Linked DNA regions of Homo sapiens: region 1 is linked to region 2. Evidence: chromatin contacts called from ENCODE Hi-C or POLR2A ChIA-PET data. All regions are on one chromosome and are shown on one strand. The core of a region is the stretch at or near the end of the contact, and the rest is flanking DNA. Distances in the headings are between cores, read along the strand shown.

Evidence for each region. A loop is a pair of places that touch in the nucleus more often than their neighbours do. ChIA-PET counts read pairs that join two places held with the same protein, here RNA polymerase II (POLR2A). Pooled maps may share reads with other maps.
Region 1: a loop to region 2 is called in a map of PC-3, with 4 times the contacts of the local background. The contact joins the enhancer-like site here to the promoter of EGF in region 2. A Hi-C loop is called at or near these places in 4 of 168 maps with a recorded cell type or tissue (Caco-2, PC-3, PC-9 and 1 more) and 2 of 50 pooled maps. POLR2A ChIA-PET finds 5 or more read pairs at or near these places in 2 of 52 experiments (CD4-positive, alpha-beta T cell and PC-9).

What each region holds. Positions count from the first base shown.
Region 1 is chr4:109,966,433-109,969,545 of GRCh38, reverse strand. EGF (epidermal growth factor) reads right to left here. Exons shown (of 24, transcript NM_001963.6): 11 at 427-575. Among named protein-coding and RNA genes, the nearest start is that of EGF, 55 kb to the right of the region's middle. Within about 2 kb of position 1,610, at least 2 of the 41 ENCODE cell types and tissues checked have a DNase peak (open chromatin) inside an H3K27ac peak, as active enhancers do; they include PC-3 and PC-9, where a contact is called at or near this core.
Region 2 is chr4:109,911,591-109,914,776 of GRCh38, reverse strand. It overlaps EGF (epidermal growth factor), which reads right to left and starts at 1,894. Exons shown (of 24, transcript NM_001963.6): 1 at 1,315-1,894. The coding sequence starts at 1,441.

The DNA.
Region 1 (3,113 bases), core at 361-2,860, 55 kb before region 2:
TACATGTGCCATGGTGGTTTGCTACACCCATCAACCCGTCATCTACATTAGGTATTTCTCCTAAAGCTATCCCTCCCCTTGCCACCCACCCTCCAAAAGGCCCCAGTGTGTGATGTTCCCCTCCCTCTGTCCATGTGTTCTCATTGTTCAACTCCCACTTATGAGTGAGAACATGCAGTGTTTGGTTTTCTTTTCCTAACACAGGCTACTTTCTTGGCCTTCAAAATCCTCCCACGCACACAGATGCAATCTTGATGAAAGGAGGAAGTGGAGGGAGTGTGGACCGCAATGGTGGCCTCTTTTCTCCAATCCCAACCAAATGCCCAGCAACATTTTTCTGTGTTCAAAGTGGAAGATGAAGCCAATAGTATTACCTATCCCATCACTCCCATCTCACACAGCTTAAAACTGAAGCAGAAAACATACCCTCTGTCTGTCCAATAGAATCTACGGCCAATCCAGTCCACAGCAAGACCTTCTGGCACATCTACTCCTTCCTCAATAAGCCTTTCTCGCTGGGAACCATCCATATTAGCTCTCTCTATCCACTTCAGGGCTGTATGGGCAAAGTATATCTACAAAAGAGAACACAGGCATTTCTGATTTTTTTTTAAAACTAATGTGGAATATATACAAATGGCACTAGTCTTTAGGTTGTACAGGGTGTTAAGAGCTTGACTTTGGAGATAGGCACACCTGCAACTAAATTCGAACTAGGCTGCTTCCCAGATACGTGTAACCTTAAGCAAGTTATTTAATGTCTCAGAATCTTAGTTTCCTCATCGGTAAAATAAGGATAATAATATCAATCTTATTAGGTAGGTAGGTAGGTAGGTAGATAGATAGATAGATAGATAGATAGATAGATAGATGTATATAGATATAAATATACATATATCCTTAGCCATGTATCTGGCACATATTGCTATTGCTATTGTTATTGCTATAGATAGATAGAGAGATAGATAGATAGATCTCCTTAGCCATGTATCTGGCACATATTGCTACTGCTATTGGTAATTTATTAACCCTTGATCATTGGTCAATGACGTAGCCATCATGCTTGAACTACTGTGGCTTCTGAAAGGGGGCAATGATTTGCAATTAATGAGGGCTACAAGCTGGGCTCAGTCTGTAGCACCCCACTTCACTGCAAGTCAAGAGATACTTAGTCACTGCAGGTCAAAACTGGTTCCCAGTTTTGTCACTTATTTGCTTGATTGCTTTGGATAAATTCTTTAACCTCAATTTTCTCAACTGTAAAAATGAGGAAGTTAGACTAGGTATTTGCTAAAGTTCCTTTAGTCTCTAATCTTATATTCAATCAGATGCCACATAATGACATTTCGGTTGATGATGAACTGCATATACGATGGTGATTCCGTAAGATGATAATGGAACTGAAAAATTTCTATCACCTAGTGACATTGTAGCATTCAAAATGTCATAGTGAAATTACTTTTCTTATAAGTTTAGTGTAGCCTAAATGTTCAGTGTTTGTCTACAGCAATGTACAGTCATGTCCTAAGCCTTCACATTAATTCACCACTCACTTACTGACTCATCCAGTGCAACTTCCAGTTCTGCAAGTTTCATTCATGGTAAGTGCCCTATAAAGGTGTATCATTTTAAAATATCTCTTATGCCATATTTTTTACTGTACCTTTTCTATGTTTAGATACACAAATTTTTACTACTGTGTTACAATACTGCTTACAGTATTCAGCATAGTAACATCCGCACAGGTTTGTAGCCTAGGAGCAAGAAGCTAGACCATTAGTGATGCATGACTGTAATTTCATTTTAATTCATCCATCTTGTTCAACAGAAGATTTCTTGCCAATGCGAAGTTCTTTTACAGTCTAGTATGCAGCCTATCACACAGGTACAAGAATTTCCATAAGACTGTTTAAAAATGACCCAAAGCAATATACAGATACAATGCAATTCTTATCAAATTGCCAACATCATTCTTCACAGAATTAGAAAAAACAATCCTAAAATTCACATGAAACCAAAAATAAGCCTGAAGAGCACAGACGATACTAAGCAAAAAGAAATAAAGCTGAAGGCACCATAGTACCTGACTTTATACTATAAGGCTGTAGTAACCCAAACAGTATGGTACTAGTATAAAAACAGACACATAAACCAATGGAATGGAATAGAGAACCCAGATTTAAAGTCATATGCCTACAACCAACTGATCTTTGACAAAGTCCACAAAAATATACGTTGGGAAAAGGATATCTTATTCAATAAATTGTGCTGGGGAAATTGGAGTGCCATAAACAGTAGAATGAAACTGGACTCTTATCTCTCACCATATAAAAAATTAACTCAAGATGGATCAAACACTTAGGTGTAAGCCTGAAACTATAAAAATCCTAGAAGAAGAACTAAAAGAAACTCTTCTGGACATTTGCCTAGGCAAAGAAATCATGACTAAGCCCTCAAAAGGAAATGCAACAAAAACAAAGATATACAAATGGGAATTAATTAAACTAAAAAGCTTCTGCACAGCAAAAGATAAAATCAACAGAGTAAACAGATAACCTACAGTATGGGAGAAAATACTTGCAAACAATGCAGTTCACAAAGGGCTAATATCCAGAATCTATAAGGAACTCAAACAACCCGAGAAGATAAAAACAAATAACCCCATTAAAAAGTGGGCAAAGGACATAAACAGACATTTTTCAAAAGAAGACACACAAGCAGCCTACAAACATATGAAAAAATGCTTAACATCACTAGTCATCAGAGAAATGAAAATCAAAATCACAATGAGATATCTTCTTACACCCATCAGAATGACTATTATTAAAAAGTTAAAAAACAGCAGATGTTGGCATGGATGTGAAGAAAAAAACAACTCTTATACATTGCTGGTGGGAATGTAAATTTGCAATCCTCTAGGGAAAAAGTATGGTGATTTCTCAAGAGCTAAAAATAGAATGACTTTTTAATCCAGCAATCCCACTACTGGCTATCTACCCAATGGAAAAGAAAGTATTATATCAAAAAGACACCTGCACTTGTATGTTTATCACAGCACTATTCATATAGCAAAGTCATGGAATCAATCTAAGTGTCCATCAATGGATGAGTGG
Region 2 (3,186 bases), core at 645-3,144:
GTTCATGGGGCCATTTTTGTCATTTGTCACCCTCTTTTTGTTGCTGTTCTCTAGGACTATGTCATTAGCAGATCAGAGAAAGACGCCTCATTCATACACAAGAATTTGCTGAGTACACACTGTGGAAGCAGGAATGTCCTAGGTGCTGGGAACATAGAGATCACTAGGATTAAGTCTTTATTTCAAATACCCTAGAGTTCTGCTCACCTGTTACAAGGAGTGCTACCTGAGAACAGAGTCCAGAGATTCTGAGCAAAAGCACCTGATTTCCTCATCGGGAACTTCCTTAATGGGAGAGCCAGGACAGCAGCCTAGCTTTGGCAGTTTGGCTCCATTCTGCTCTCTTTATTCAAACTATTGCCTATTGTGTACTGTCTTCCATAGGTGTCTCTTCTGGAAACTGTACTGTGTTTTCCCCCTCAATCTACCTCTTTTTAAAAGCCAGACGCCATCTCAAAAGGGCAAGCTGATAAAAATGGAATGTCGGGGCAGCTATAACCTCTCATCAACAAAGGCGGCTGCCGTGTCTAAGCAGCAGGTTGGAGGCTCACCCAAGGATTAAATAAATGAATTAACAGTTAGAGAGAGAATGTTTTTCAGGCAATATCCTTTGGCAGGATTGTAATTCGCATTCAGTCAAGCTCCCATTTCCCCTTGGCAAAAAATTCATTTAATATGAGAGGACAGTGTGGCTTATTTACCCATTATCATATTTGGCAGTTCTTAAAGTTGCAATGCACCTGTTACTAAAACTCCGGAGTTGTGTCAGAGCCTCAGAAACAGTAAGAGTGGGGAGAAAGTGAAGGAGGTTGAAATTGAAATTTAGGTTAATTTTCACAACTACCTTTGTTCACAGTTCCCTTTCCATTTTTCACTAATTTTTAGAACTTCTGAATTCTTACAAGTTATCAGAAGGAAGGATTTTTTTCTTTGTGGCTTAAGAGTTTCAAACAGACAAACAAAAAATCAACCATCTGTTTCCCTAATTTCCAAGCAATTAGCCAGGTGTTAATTACTCCTCTTGTCAGAGTAAAAGCTGAAGCTTCCATGAAATGTTCTGCTAGTTTAAAATGAGGCATATTCATTCACTTATACACAGAAGTACAGTTTGAGAGTTATGAAGTTTTATAGTTGGTAGCAGATTAGCTCTAATGGCCAGTAAGAAAATAAACATGCATCAGAAAACAAAAATTAAGCAACTATACATACCCAAAGACAAACTTTGTTAAATGCCCAAGTATACCAGATTGAACCAACAGGGATGTGGGGGCAGTTTCCCGGAGACCTGGAGCACCTTTTCATTGGAGTACTTACCCACACAAGTAGAATTCCCATTTCCTGCGAGAGTACCTTCAGGACAGCTCCAGTGCTGCGGTGCTGAGAGACTAACAAAACTAAATTTTGAAACTACTGGCAACAGAATGATAAGAGTGAGCAGCATAATCTTGATGAGTTTGAACTTTCAAAAGAAAACAGCTTGATTTTGCTGGAGCATGGCCCGGGCAAGGTGAGTATGATTGACCCCAGATGCGGCTGCCTGAGCGGAGGCCTCAGCCCTGGGGCATCTTTTACTCTCCTGTTGTGCTGTTGTCCTCCAAGCTCTTTCTTCAACTGAGAGACCTTCTGAATGCAGCCTGCCAAGGGAAGCCACAGGAAAGATTTCTTTATCTATGTTTCTTTGGAAGCCAGTAAGAAATACCTGACACCCTTATGACAAATTTCACAGAGTTTAACAGCCCTGCTCTGGCTGACTTCACTGTGACAGAGCAAGGCAAAGGCTTAGAGAGGAAAAAGAAAGGAAGAACTGATGGAAAGTTCCAGCTACAACCCTTGGATTGGGGCTGAAAGAAGAAATATGGAGATACGATTCCTCTCCCAACAGTTTCTCTTTTTGAAAAGTGGAATGACTCAGCTTTGCTTTTTAAAGCTCTTCAGGCTCCACCTCCTTTCCTTTAGTGACACTTGAGTGAGCCTCTGTTTGCAAATGCGAATGTGGGCAATTCCTCCACACAGGAAAGCAGGGATGACTGCCAAAGAGGAGATAACTCGCTACTCACCATAAATATCCTGGGCAGAACTGGGAGAGAGGAGTTGGGGGCTGTGGAGGTGCTCATGGTGAATGGCGGGAACTGCTAAATATTGGCTATGTTTTAATGTCTGGAAGGATGGAGACAAAATTAAACCATGCAGTATAAATCAATAATAAGCAGCACTGTTGATAGTTTGGATTGATAATAATTGATCATTCACATGAGCAATAGTAAAGATAGTTCACCTTCAGCCCATTATTTGAACGAAATGTCAATACCAGTGCACATTCCAGGAGCTTTATCTTATTTTTCTCTTTCTCCTGTATAGTTTATAGCGGAATTTGAAAGATTATTCTTTCCAAATCAAAGGGAAATCCCTGAGGCCAAATGAAGAGATACAGTATGGACAGACACCTTTTCTTTCAGCATGAGCATGATAAAACATCACGAGGGGCCAGGAGTGCAGAGAAAGGAGTGGATTGTTATTATAGGGACATTGGAAAAAATAAGCTAACAGTGCAAAGCTGGGAAGCACTGGAAATCCAGCACAGAGGAATGCTTTTCCTTCTAAGATAATTTAGGCTTTTTTTTTTTCACATCTCTGTGATAGAAAATAAGAACTGGACGTATCTGTTAGCTGTCTCCTCAACCACTTTCTACTTGGAGCAACAGTGGTTATTTCTTCAGGAGTACAACTAGGGCCCAAAAATACCCAGAAGGCAAACAACTTATAGCAGATTTGATGCACGATGGAAATTTCTGTCAGTTTACTCCATCCTGGAAAATGGACTTTCATTTAAGTTACCCTGAGGTAGTGTTCCAAGTGCTGGTCAAAAATGTACGTAAAAGCAATAGTCACAAAAACAACTGTCACACTAGTGAACACCCCATTACAGAGGAGAACAGACTAACTCTAAGCCTTTTACTCATACTTAATTATGTCCTGATTATTCTCCAAAGACTGGATCACTTTCCTGAAACAGCTTAAGTCAGGATTTCTCCTATTTCAGCCAGCCTCTGCCAGGCAGCTCTGAACCCTTACAGGAGAAACAGACCCTGGGGAAGGGGGAAAGAGAAGTCCTTTAGGTGGTTATGCGGAATATTCCATTGCTTTCTGGACTGAGTCAGACTCAAGACTCATAATGAGCATCCTACA